Linked DNA regions of Homo sapiens: region 2 is linked to region 1. Evidence: chromatin contacts called from ENCODE Hi-C or POLR2A ChIA-PET data. All regions are on one chromosome and are shown on one strand. The core of a region is the stretch at or near the end of the contact, and the rest is flanking DNA. Distances in the headings are between cores, read along the strand shown.

Region 1 (6,927 bases), core at 4,212-6,711:
CCTGACCTTGTGATCTGCCTGCCTCAGCTGCCCAAAGTGCTGGGATTACAGGCATAAGCCACCGCACCTGGCTGTATTTTTTTTTTTAAATACAGTCTATACACTTCAGTATGAATGATTTAATCTTAGTCCTAGAAAGTCAAAATATTAGCTGAAGCACAAGTAATTATAAGACAAAACACTTACACTCCTTGTAAGCTTCCAATTAATCAAACTGGGTGGGGGAAAGGCTTCATCTAGATTGGAAAAAAACCGCTAAGGAACAAGTACTCTAAAAACAGAAGCCCATCTCCTGTGTGAGGTATAACTTCACCAAGACTGTTAATTGCAATAGCAAGTATCACAAATACTACTCACTACACTTGGGCACTGGAACAAAACAGACCAATTCCAAGTAGCTCATGTAACAAACGGGACCCAAGTTTCCAACTATGGAACATGGGAATTGCCACAAGGAGTTTGGTCGCATTCCCATTTCTCCATAAGAATCTCTAAAGGGAATGTGGCCAAAAAACATGGCAGAACTTCATATTGACGAGAAATCTGAAAGAAAAGCCAAGCCCCAAGCTAAGTTCTGGAAAAGCTTCCCAATGGTAGGACAGGCTGGGAAGGGCCTTAAGCCTAGGTTGGACCCAACTAGGTGGCTGACTCTCCACAGGGGCTGGGGGCCGATCTCAAAACCAAGGACCTAATTTGCTTCCCTAATACAGAGACATCTCCACAACCCTCCTCTCCATACGGCTTGCTGTTTAATCCTTGACATTCCATTTGTTAAAAAGCAAAAGCCGATGCTGGTCTGGCCAGCACCATCATCCATTTTAACTTGGTCAAGTTCTTGCTATTGAACAGCAGGCCTGAGAACTGTCAAGCTAATTTTACTGAACACTCTGTTACTGAATCATGCCTGAGTCCCGGCCATTCTTTACCTCAGAAGCTGGACCGCATCCCAGAACAATCTTTAAAAGTTTATTTTACTGATCAAAGCAAAATAAGAAAAAGCTCTTTTTAAAAAACTATATTTAGGGAGCGATGCAGTAAGTGATACTTTGGCAAGAGTACTGAAACGTAAAGTGCCTTGTGCATTTATAAACTTGGGGGTATTTGCTCTGGCGCTAGGCCAGTGTGTGTTTGGAACAAATGCCAGTCAACCACGTTCAGATTTGCCTTCCCTTGCTTTCTCCTCAGAAGTCAGTATGCGCTCCATCTGTGACAATATGTTGGGCGATGGATGAGTAGGGCCTAAAAGAGAACACAAGTTCTCGGGTACTCACAAACTAGTACTGGCCTGGACCTCATGAACTGCCATCCACCTGGTTCTACAGGAACTACTGTAGATTTCAGTCTGCTTAGAAACTGCTTACGTTCCCTCCTAATCTGCTGCCGGCTGACAGCATTATTTCCAGCCAATACGTTTATCTTTTTCAGCAAAGGCAGACTAAAAGCTCAAAAGGAAGCCTTGTGTTTGGACTAATTTCCATAAATTAAAAGTGTCCTTTTAAAAGATTTTTGAGCAGAGGAAAATCCCCAGTCTGTATTTTTCTGTCATTTTACCAAAACGTACCTGGGTGACAAGGTTAAAGCAAGCAGAGGAAATCCCTGGCACTTATCATCCACAGGCATTACTGATAAATTGTGTGGTGGAGGAATAAAGGATTACCTTCTGTATTTTTTCATTACACTTTTCTTTTGTTACAGAATACATAAATCCATTGTGGCACAATGTAATATGTATCACCATGCTACACCTGCGGACGCTTCCGAGCGGCTGCCATGTCTGTGCAGTCAGGAATGATAAGTGAACCACCCGTGAATGTTAACGATAGTGATCATTCTGAGGTAACTTGGCTCTCCATCTTCCTTTACAGCCTCCGTGCTGAAGCCAGGGTAGCAAGGTTCATGAGAGGAAAATGAAAACAACAGCGAAGGGAAGGGGCACACACGGCCCTCGGAATGGACCTTCGTGAGTGTGCAGTATCTTACTCTGGGGCTCCATTTCCGTAAAAACGTGCACGTTAAAAGGAGAAAGAGGTTCTGCCCTGAGTGCTGCACATTCAGGCAGACCTAATAAGAGTTTCCTCAGGTCAGTCCCACGCTCCGCTCCTTTCCCTCCAGACGAATGCCAACTTTGGATCTTGTTCCACGTCTACAGCGCTTTGGGGGGAGATGGGCAGGGTTTTGTTTTTTGAGTAATACCCTCATATGTTTCCAAAACGTAAGAGCATAGAATGCAAGTGGTTCTCAGCCTCCGTCTAGGTGCAAGTGTTAAGTTATGCTCCCATTTAACAAGTGGAGATGGAGACTTGCCACCACAATTTTCAGCTTGACTTCCAAACATTCTGGGTTTTATGCCTCATTTCTTTATATCCAGGATTTTTTATGGGCTTTCTAAAAAGTCTACTGAAATACATCTTTTAAAGCCTTTACTTAATGTGGGATGCTGGGTTTGAAGCTGAGAAGACAATGGTCCTGGGGGGAGTGCTGGTAGTGGGCAGGAAAGGAAGGGTGCTCCTGGTCCTGGCCTGCCTTCCCTGTGGCACACGCTCCAGTCTCTGGGTTAGGAGCTGTGGCGGGGTGATCAGCCCTCGGATGAACAGGCAGGCTACACACAGACTCAAAGTCTCGGCTCAGAAACCGCTCCTCCTCCTGCTCGCCTCAGGGACAGACAACCTGTTTTCCCCCAGAGCAGGGCATTCTAGGGACACTGAGAAGCAGCAGCTGCCCTTCCCACGGCTCCTTGGGCTGTCCATGCTGGGTCTAGGGTGAAACTCCATGTCAGGGAGCGTAAGAAACACTGCCAGGAGTGCTTCAGTCAATTCAAAGTTAGGTCCTGTCAAGTCTCGTAACCACTGAACGATGTATGGGCATTTTAAAAAGAGACTCCTTGCTTGAGGAGTTCAGCTCCGTCCCAGCGCACAGCCACTCAGTTACCCCAAAAAAGTTTGTATGCCAGCACGAACCCAACGCAAGCAGGCTTTCTGTACTAAGCAGTAAGCGAGAGGCAATGGGAGCCACGGAGCCCACAGGGACACAGGTCTTCATCTGAAAAGCTTAGATTCTATCTTTAGGAACAGAGCTGGAACCAGAACTCAAGTTGGAAGGCAGCATACTGGAGAGGAAAGGGCATAGGCTGGGGGTTAAATACCCTTTGACCGAAATCTTGGTTCCGTGGCTAACGGAGATGTTGCTGTAACATGTGGGAACCTCAGCCGCATCCATGAAATGAGTAGGCTACTTCCCTATAGAATTGTCACAAGCATGAAACAGACAATGAATGCCAAGCACCTCACACTATGGCTGGCAAACAGTAAAGGGAGTCGACGTTAGTTCTCTTTTGTTCCCCTTGCCCTAAGTCATCATTCCAAGAGAAAAGGCCCCACTTCAGCCCCTCCTTCCCCTGCCTCCTAAGCAGAGACTGCTTATCGGGGGGTGGGAGTCTCAAAACTCACTGCCTGTCATTGGTAACACAGGGGCATTAAAATGTGTGATTTGTTGAGCTTGGTGGCCATATTCAGGGGCATTATCAGTGAGTAGCCTGTGGCCCAAGCACCAAAATTTCCCAAGAGCTCCAAGGGGAGCACTCTGGGTTGTTTTCAAAACTTTCCTTTTTGAAAGTGTTAACTATGAAGCAGGTATGTTCTGCCTCAACTTAATTCACTGGCTTTGCATGATGATAATGGAAATTAAAAAATCATGGTGGTGTAGAGAATTTCAACAACATTTATTAAGAACTTTTTGATTTGCACAATACAAGTTGTCCACTGTTTAACAATTATAACAGCAACTACTATTTATTGAACACTTTCTATGGGCTAGGTGCTGTTTTAAGCTTTTTAAAAAATATCTGTATTGACTCATTCAATCCTAAAATAGGTACAATTATTACACCCATTTTATAGAAACTGAGGCTGAAGGCATTAGGGAATTTACCTGAGATCACTCATCTATTAAAAATCCTGTTTTGGATTCAGAAATCAACAATGTGGTCCCTAACCCAAGCTGCACAGTCCAGTGGGAGAGAAAGATAAGAAGTCAACAAACAATTATAGTTCTGTGTGACAGTCACAAAGGTGGAGGCAAGTTCAGAGTGCTGCCAAAACAAACATAGGGCACGTAACCCAGCCACACAGAGGTGAGAGGGTCCGGGAAGCTTCCTAGTGGGGATGATGTCTCAAAACGCAAACATCATTTAGCTCTAAACCATGCTAGGAGAGACGGTGGCAGCACCAGAAGGCAGCAGAGCACAGTAAGCTCTAGAATAAAGTGACCTGGTTTGGAACCCCACCTCTGCTTTCACGGATAACAACATAATCACTTTAACTTCATTTCCTCATCTACAAAATGAGGATGATAATTATTCTTGGATTTTAAGATTGTTGTAAAGGCAAAATACTTCTAAAGTACTTACCATAATATCTGTCATATAATAAATGCTTATAGATGAGCCATTAGTTAAAAAAAGATAAATGCTTAATAAACAGTTAATATATAATAAGCATAAGCATTTTCTTCATATGTACAATGAAGTAATATATAATGATGAGACAATAATATTCAATATTTATTGAGCACTTACTTTGTTTAATCCTCCTAGAAAAGATAGGTGTTATTATGAGTTCCATTTTATAAAAGAGAAAATTGAGGTTTGGCAAGGTTGAGACATTTGTCTGGAGTTATATAATAAGTTAATACATCATATAACTAATAAGTCCTGAAGGAGCCAGGACTTGAACCCAGATCAGCTAGACTCCCAAGTCTGTGTTTGTTAATCCCTCCACAGCCGCAAAGGGAGTCTTAGGGACTCGGGGAAAGAAGAGACTTCCAGGGAGCACATCTTCCATACCGGAACCACTGACCCAATCTGTGGAAAAGGTTCAACTTCCACTGTAACAAATTCAGCTTGACTATGAATGTCCAGACTCTTAGACTAACCATATGACCTACAGGATTTTTAAGGAGACATTGGAGAATGTCATGGTTTCAAAAGCCACAGTCTCAGTTTGCAGAAGTGGGAAAAGGTTGCTACGAGCAGTTCTCGAGTCTCTGGTCCTGACCAGTTCCCAATAGTGATGAAGACACACTCTAGTTCCCAACCTGCTCTGGTCCAATTCCATGCATGTTCATTCTCCAGCATTTCAAGGTAGAAAATGAAAATATATGAGCAAGAGAAGGCCTTGTAATAACTGCAGCATGCCTGCTTTAAAATAAGTCCTCTGAGTATGACTTTATCCATAAAGAGTTTACACTAGTGTGAATGCCACATTTTGTTTCCCCTTAGACTGACCAAAAATTTTTTTTAAAGATCAAAGCGTACTGTGGGAGCATGCGATGTTTGACATTGGACAAAGTACTCTTTTTCAAAACAGACATTTTCCAAAAACATAACTCGCTAGACTAATGGGCAGTGAGAAGCCAAAATGACTGCCCTCCGCCTTCTCCTTGTGTATCTTTGCCAGAGTCCTTGGGACTTGCCAAATCCGGTCATGCCTGCTTAGCTTGCTCGACTGATTGTGCCAGAAAAGAAAATAAGACACAGATGTATTTGAGCTCTTTGAGATGCCAGTAAGAGAGACAGCTAATGGCTTCATTTCGACCCTCCCCTTCCAGCTGGGCACAGGTGGGGGATAATGAGGTCCCTCTCCCTAATCAAACTCAATTATTTACTACTCTATATAACTGCAAAGACATTCACATTCCGTTCAGAATATAAAACACACCGTGGGCTACTTCCAACCACTGCCACTGGGTATTTATAACAAACTCAAGTGGCTAACAGTTTGCCTTGGCAGGAGTTTAAGTGTGTAAAGTTTTGCAAACTGTTTCTGTTCAAATATGTCCTGCTGAAATGGGGTCCCAGGCGGGGTTCCATAACTGTCAGGTCAGTGAACTGCATAACATCTGAGAATGTATTCACCATGCAGTGCAGACAGGATCTGGAAATCAAACGCTTCGTTCTATCACAACCTTCTGAGAAGCATCACAGTTTTTTTCAACAGCAAGACTGACATTGTATTAATAAACATTCCAAGTCACTAGCCTGACATGTACATAGCAGCAGCTGACAGACTCCGACATAAGCTGAGGGGAGAACAGAGGAAATCAAAATGAGACATAGTAACTAAACATGGCCAAAGGGGGAAGCATCACCAAACCAATCACATGGGCTCAGAAATGGGAGCTCCCCGACTTTGAAGACACATATTAACTAAAGCAACAATCTGGCATAATTTTTAGATACAAAGTAAGTTGATGGTTATCTAAAATGTGTGCTTTTATGGTAGGAACAAAGCGAATCCTGGCACAATTTCAAGACATTCCAGTGAGCAAAACATACATATTTAGCTTGTCTGACCTTTAAATTCTTAGAAGTGTGTAATTAATGCTTTCCATCTTTATCACTTGCTCCAATATTTCTGTCACTTTAAACAGACACAAAGAAAAATCCTTTCTTTTCTCTAGACAGTAGCTGTTGCCAAAAAGGAAATCAAGTCAGATTTACAAATACAAAATTAAACAGGCTGCATATGTTACATTTCCATACACGAGGACAATCTGGACAATGAAAATGTTTGCTAATACAACAGAATGAAAAGAAACAACACACAGTTGGTCCTCTATGAATCAAGCAAACAATAAATAACCAGGATAATTTATACTCATTTTGTCAGGCCTGGTTACAAAGAACACAAGCATCTTCTTTTATTCCTTATTCTATTTTAGCTCTGCCTCTTACCAAACAGCATGGCCTTGAATTAGTAACTAACTACCTGTCTCTGAGCCTCAGCTTACATATTATAAAAGTGAATTGCGTATAAGAAACTTTACTGATGGGGTGTGGCCAATTTTAAAATATCATAAAAAAGAAATAAATGATAAAAAAAGAAATAAATGAGATAGCATCTATTGGAGGTATGAAACTGAATGAGTGTG
Region 2 (6,571 bases), core at 1,569-4,068, 360 kb after region 1:
GCCTTTCTTTAATTGTGTCACCTTCTTTGTTAGAGAAACCCAAATCTTCTGTTTCTTGAAGAAGCTGCTTTTTTTAAAAATGTATCTTTTAGATACCTATTGTGGAAATAAAACAACTTGTGGTTTTTTTTTTAAGAGAAATGATGGTTTCTTATATGGAGAGAGGCTAGTAGCGAGGCAAATATTTATGCAAAGATGTTTGCTCCAAGAACCTAAACTGAAAATAAAATTAGACTGAATTTTTAGTTAAAGCTGCACCTGGATTGCATGCATATTTGAAAACATTATATAAGGTTTAACAAATGTATGATTAGAGCATTGACCAGTGTTATTCTGTTAAGTAGTTTTGCAGGATTTTCTCTTGCAAGAAGAATTTGTTGTACTCGCATTATTGTTTCCTTTGGGATCGTAGACAATGACTCTGTAGTGTGATTCATTAATATTGGTTGTCTTCAGCAGAGAGTATCCAGATTTGACCTGCCAAGTATTAAATTTTTAATGTATTACTAGTTCTTTCACAGAGTAAGGCTTGTCTTTGTTCTTTGTATTTTTGTACCAGTATAGCTTGAATCAGATACAGATTTAATTTGTAGTATCACTAAATATGCCTCATTTAAAACACGCACAATACACATATAAAAATGTTTATTGATGAAAATATTTCAATATGAATAGCTACCTTTTTAAATATTTGAAAGTATGCACTTCCAAATTTATTTTGAAAAGTGCCAGGGGGTGCTGTGTGCTATGTGCAATAAGTTAATTATTATGCTATTAACATTGATGATGGTGAATGTATATTAGTTAATGTGTTAACGACGTGTTAATTACTGTACATGTTGTGAAGACCCTTCAGGCTTGTTCTATGATGCAGCATGTCAACTTGAACTAGACCAAGTAATCTGCAAAGCAGACTGTAACTCTTAAAAATAACACTTGTAAACATAAATTATAAATTAAATTATGCTTTTTATTATTCTTTTTCTTTCTGGTAGAATGAATAAGTAATTCTTCTGCTATCTGCACCTGTTAGAACCCAATACTGTCAGACTCTGTTTTCCCCAAGAGGATTGAAAGAGATTTGTTATGCAATAACTTCCGCTTTGTTTACGCTCTGGCATTTAGTGTATATTTTATATAGATTCATTTGTTTTGCAGCCTGAAAGATCTTTCTTTTTTTGTTTACCAGCTTGATTTGAAATGAAAGACACTCACACTTAGTCTTTGTGTAAGCAGGTGAAAAGTGGCCTTGTTTGATTAGGACTACTAGTTGATACTAAACTAATCTGTATATACACATGTGATTCAGTTATAGCTCTTCAAGTTTAGTTGGCCAAATAGTTGAAATCTCAAGGGACCAGACATAAAAACAAAAAACTCAATGACAGTTTCAAATCATTTACAACAGAGGCCAGAATTTGTTGCTGTTTGTGAGAACATGGCATTATATATTTGTTGTCCTTTTCATCAGTATATCTTGATGCCTTGAAAATGTCAAATATTTGAATTTTATTACTTTAACTTTTGAATTAGTGGTTGCCCATTTCTTTCTAATTGTCAGTATTTTTGAAAAATACACCTGATGATAATCCTCAAGAGACTAATTTGGAGAAATACAAAATTATAGAATTCGATGTTATTCATACAATGGTATTTCTTATTTTTATGTCTTCAAAATCTTTGTTTCATATTAAACAAAAGAAGTAAGTTAACAAATGAGAGTTCCCAAATTTACTGAGGGTCTTGTGAGGATGTTTTTTAAATGACCCAAAACCAACTCTTGAAAATACAAAAATAAAATAGAAATGAGTGTTTCTGTAAGGCATTTACTCTGTCTTTTAGATTCTTCTAACATAATATGTATAAGAGGTGGTAAAGAGTTAGTTCAGACTGTAAAGCCAGACTGTCCTGCATCCAGTTCTAGCTTTTTCACCTTCCAGCTGTGTGACTATGAGCAATGGATCTAACTGTGGTGTGCCTCAGTTTCATGATAATTAAAATGGGCTTAATAATAGTACCTGCCTTACTTAGGGGTGATTAGTTAATACAGGTAAAGTACTTTGAGTAGTGCCTAGCACACAGAAAGCTCTCAAAAAATGTGAGGTCTTATTATTAACCTGCCTTTGATATTATACTAAAAATTATTTGGAAGCATTTAATTTTCACAAACTCTTTGATTTCCCTAGGACCCATTTTGAATGTGAGTTTTTGGTTTCCAGTCATTATAGTCTCGTACTTCATCATAGAAAAACACCTTATTTTTAATGATGGTTTTATTACTCCAGTGTTGTTTACATCCACCTGGAGTCATCCCAGATTTTTCCATTCGTCTAACCTTGCTTGATTTCCTATAGCACAGCTCTTGTTGAAGATTTATATTGGTGTGGAAGGATATTCTGACCAGGATTTTGGTTTCTCTTGCAAATATTTGTGTATCTCTTGTTTACAGCCCCAGTGTCCTCTTGTAAAACCCATGCAAAATGGGATTCTAATAAATCTTGTGCTCAGCATTACACATTGTTTGTTTTAGCTGCCTTCCACTTCATGCTTCCTCCTTTAAGAGCGAGCCATTATGAAAGGTTAGATTCACAGTTAGCAGGCTTTAGCTCTCCCTTTTGAATCAGTGAGGTTGCCGTTTTATTGCTCTCCGACTTCCACTTCAGTGATGAGAGTAAACTAGCATCAGATTAAAGGTCAGCAAATCCCATCAAAGAGAGGAATATTAGGGGCAGAGATAGTTGGAGAGGCAGCACACCACTGGGTATTGACAGGGTGATTCCAGGGTATCAGTCAGCAGAATTATAGCTGCCCAGAGAGTCAGTACAGCTTTAATGAGCCTGTGTGAAGAGGAAGAGGGTGGATTTATGTAGTTCCTCATAATTTTCTGTAGAGACTGTTATTGCAGACATTCTGTGGAGTGTTCTGGTCTTTCATTTAATTCAAAGGTCCTGGAGCTTATCCATCCTCTAAATTCCTTTTTGTTAGCTCAAATCAAAGTTGACATTTCCATGGTTTACCACTAAAACACCCAGTTCAAAATCAGGTCTCTTTAGGTAATTTTGAAATCTGTATATTGTTAATATAAATCTATAATCATATTTATCTTAATGCATGCATATTTCCTCTTCAGAGAAGTGGGTTGAATAATGAGCATTTCTTTTCATAACTAAGCAACAAGGGAAGATGTAAATTTACACATTGCCCTCTAAGTAACTGGGAAAAAAACTGATTATGTTATGGTGATTTTCAGCAATCTTAATGTTCATCCTCCTTAAATTGACTTTCCTAATTAATTGTTTATCTGCCCATTTGTGTGTACCCCATCTCACCCTTTATGCCGCCAATATCCATCCTCCTAACTGGAAAACTATTCTTTTAATCCCTGGAGGGAAAATGTTTTTAATTGTTCTAATGAGGAATACTGCATTTAATTGCTGTTATTTTCAGTTCCACCTTGATTTTGATGTCTTTATAGTGAATTTGACTCACATTCATTTCTTATCAAAGGGAGATTAAATCTATGTAGTTTTGAGATCTGGACTATGCTTTGAGAAGTCAGATGTTTGTGAAAAATGTCTTTGGATTTTTTTTTCTTTTTTCTTTTGATTTCTTTGCTGTAGATTAGTTTCCTAAAGGGTTAATGAAAGATATATTGACTTTTTTAGTTATGCTTTTATTTATTCATCACCATGAAAATTTATCAGTACACTTGTGAAAATTTATCAATTATCAATTGTGGAAAATTGTGAATACACTTGCACTAGAATGTTTCATTTTATTACCTAGTTAAACCAGCCACTTTTTGTAATTTGTACTTAAGAATATGCTGTTTTGATTATATTTCTAAGTAAATAAATTTTTCCATTATTAACATAGAAGTCTTGTTTGTGTTATTTGCTGCTGGGAAGATGCTCTGAAGCTTCTGCCATTGTCCTTTGCATGTCATGTGGGTGGTTATGCTTTTTAGACACTTACATGGTTTTTAATGGAAGAGAGTGATGGATATACTACCATGAGAAGCACTAATATCCTTTTTGAAGTTCACCATTGACTGAAACATCTATAGTACTTACAGCAAAGTATAAACTTAAGAGAGATGCATACAGACGAATGTTACATAGGAATATAGAAGCCATTTTTAGTCATTAATTAGATGCTGTATTTATATTAAAGAGTCAGCACACTTTAAAATCATGTGGAAAGTCTAGTAAAGTTCATGTTTCCTATAATCATGCCATGCTTCACAAAGCCTTTTCAATAAAACTGAGTCTGTGTCCTTTATAATAATACAGATAAAACTTTATGCTGTGCTGTTACATTGGAATGTACTGAGAATGCCAATGACCCTCATGCCGTATTTACTAGCATGCTATTTTGAGCAGTGCCTGTGCATCAGGGTAATTTGGCATTGCAAAAACAATAAAATGGACATTCCTTCCTGCAAGAGGAAAAAGAAAACCAGTGGGTATCTGCTATTCATAATGAAGTCAAGTGACTGTAATTTATATATTCACTTTTGAACATTTTAGAGAAAAGGGAAAGAAGATGGCTACAGGAAAGGAAATGAATACAAAGATAAGCATGAGATTAATTATCTGATAGGGGCAGGGTTCTTGCTCCCATGAGGGACATATGAATGACATTTACTGATCACCTTAAACTACAAAGTAAGTATATATGGTATTTTAATTCAAGTGGGGTCTAGTATTTTCATTTGAGAAAAATTATGAATAAAAATTTCTCCCCATTGGTTGTTTCTGACCAAAAATTTTGTATTATGTGTGTATGGTACTATAGATATATATCATCATATCTGTATGGTTTTTAAAATACCATTCATTTCAGCTGTGGATTATTTGAATAAAGTTTTCTGAAATACTAATTGAGAGGATGCATAGCTTTGGTGAAAATTTAACCAATTTTAACCAGAACACTGTGTAGCCAGTTACAACATCTTAATGAGTACATTTGCAGGAAGAAGAGTCCTTATTTCAGAACAAATCAACAGCACCATTTACTTTCTATGTGTTTTTCTACACATGGCTATTCTTTACATTTCTGTGCTTATTTGAAATGTGTGACCAGAGACCACTAATAATGAGCAACTATCATGAGTGTTTCATCATCAGCACACATCAAAATGGCATTCTATTTCTGGAAGTGATAAGAGAGTAAAAGTAACACAAAAGAGCAAAAGAAGGAACCAGAAACTTAGGTCATAATAATTGAGATGGCTAAAAGCAATAAAACTATATACCATTAAAATATGTTGCAAAATAATGTCAACACAACGTATGGTAAATAAATTTTGATATATAAAAATGCCAGAATTTTTAAAAAGATCAGATTTGACCATTTAATGAATATTATGAGAAATTAGATAAACATTTTGATTGTAGGACAGACATGTTTCAGATTATACTTCAAGATTATAATGTTCCATTTTCACCAATGATATGAAGTAACTACTTATTTGACTTTAGAAAATGTAGTATTTTAATTAAAAAAAGACTTTAATTCATATGATTTAAAGTGAATACCACTGTTATTTTTTAAAGTGACAATTGTATGTCAGGAACTATTTTAGGCATTTTATGTCTTTGAACTTCATAGTGATTCTTGAGTTCGTGGTATCCCTATTTACAGACAATGAACCAGGGGACCTTCTACAGTCACATGGTTAATAAGTGATAGTTAGAATTTGAGTCTAGGCTACTCTGACTCCAAAGCCATGTTCTCCAGTATTGTAATTTATTTGTGTTATAGTTGCAAAGTGAATTTAAAATCCAGTATTATAACTTATTTCTCTAGGTATCTGAGGTGTAGTGGAATTAATCCTGGACTTAAAGAGAGACCCGTGTTTAAATCATTATTTTCCCATTTACTCACCATGTGATCTTGGGCTCTAAAGTCACTTAACCTGTTTGAAATTTGGTTTTCTCATCTACAAATGAGGCCAATGACATCCACCCTGTAAGGTTATTTTAAAAATCAAATGAGAGAGATCATGTGAAAGATACAGTTGCTGCTTGGCATGTAGTATGTATGCTCAATGTGTTTGAATTTGAACATAGAGGATTTTTAGGCTAAGTAATAGAATGATTCCAAGTACTAACAGTGTCAGATTATCATATTAACAAATGTAAGGTAAGAAAGTTAAAGCCACCTATGTGAGAAACACAAAGACAGAAAACATTTGCTTTTTGGCAGAAACATCTTGTATTGTGAACTGGGTCTGGGAGGAACTTATTGAAGTCTGGAAGATCGGTCTTCCAGAAAATAGAGCAGTGAGGGAAGCAGCTGTGTGGAGAGGCACACACGATGCCCTCAGTGTTAGAGGGAGCAGGCGCACAGTGTAGTGTTATCCCATTCACAGCATGGCAGTGATCTTAACTGACAAGACAGGAAATGGAAGTGCTATGGCGATCTCATTCTTCAGGGAGAAAAGGCAAGGGAGCAGAATGTGGGAATGGGGGAACACAAGGATTGCATGGTTTGTGTAAACAAATGCTGAAGAGTCCTGGAGATGCACTCTTAATAATATGAGTATTAATAATAGAAGAGGAGTCAT

Evidence for each region. Hi-C counts contacts between places; a loop is a spot of excess contacts on that map. ChIA-PET counts read pairs that join two places held with the same protein, here RNA polymerase II (POLR2A). Pooled maps may share reads with other maps.
Region 2: a map with no recorded cell type shows a loop between it and region 1 (2.2-fold over the local background). The contact joins two enhancer-like sites. A Hi-C loop is called at or near these places in 6 of 37 single-sample maps with no recorded cell type and 1 of 50 pooled maps. POLR2A ChIA-PET finds 5 or more read pairs at or near these places in 2 of 52 experiments (activated CD4-positive, alpha-beta T cell and activated CD8-positive, alpha-beta memory T cell).

What each region holds. Positions count from the first base shown.
Region 1 is chr9:125,544,235-125,551,161 of GRCh38, forward strand. The region is part of intron 6 of MAPKAP1 (MAPK associated protein 1); the gene reads right to left. Among named protein-coding and RNA genes, the nearest start is that of MAPKAP1, 160 kb to the right of the region's middle. Within about 2 kb of position 5,462, at least 15 of the 41 ENCODE cell types and tissues checked have a DNase peak (open chromatin) inside an H3K27ac peak, as active enhancers do.
Region 2 is chr9:125,901,958-125,908,528 of GRCh38, forward strand. All of the region lies in intron 2 of PBX3 (PBX homeobox 3), which reads left to right. Among named protein-coding and RNA genes, the nearest start is that of PBX3, 160 kb to the left of the region's middle. Within about 2 kb of position 2,819, at least 2 of the 41 ENCODE cell types and tissues checked have a DNase peak (open chromatin) inside an H3K27ac peak, as active enhancers do.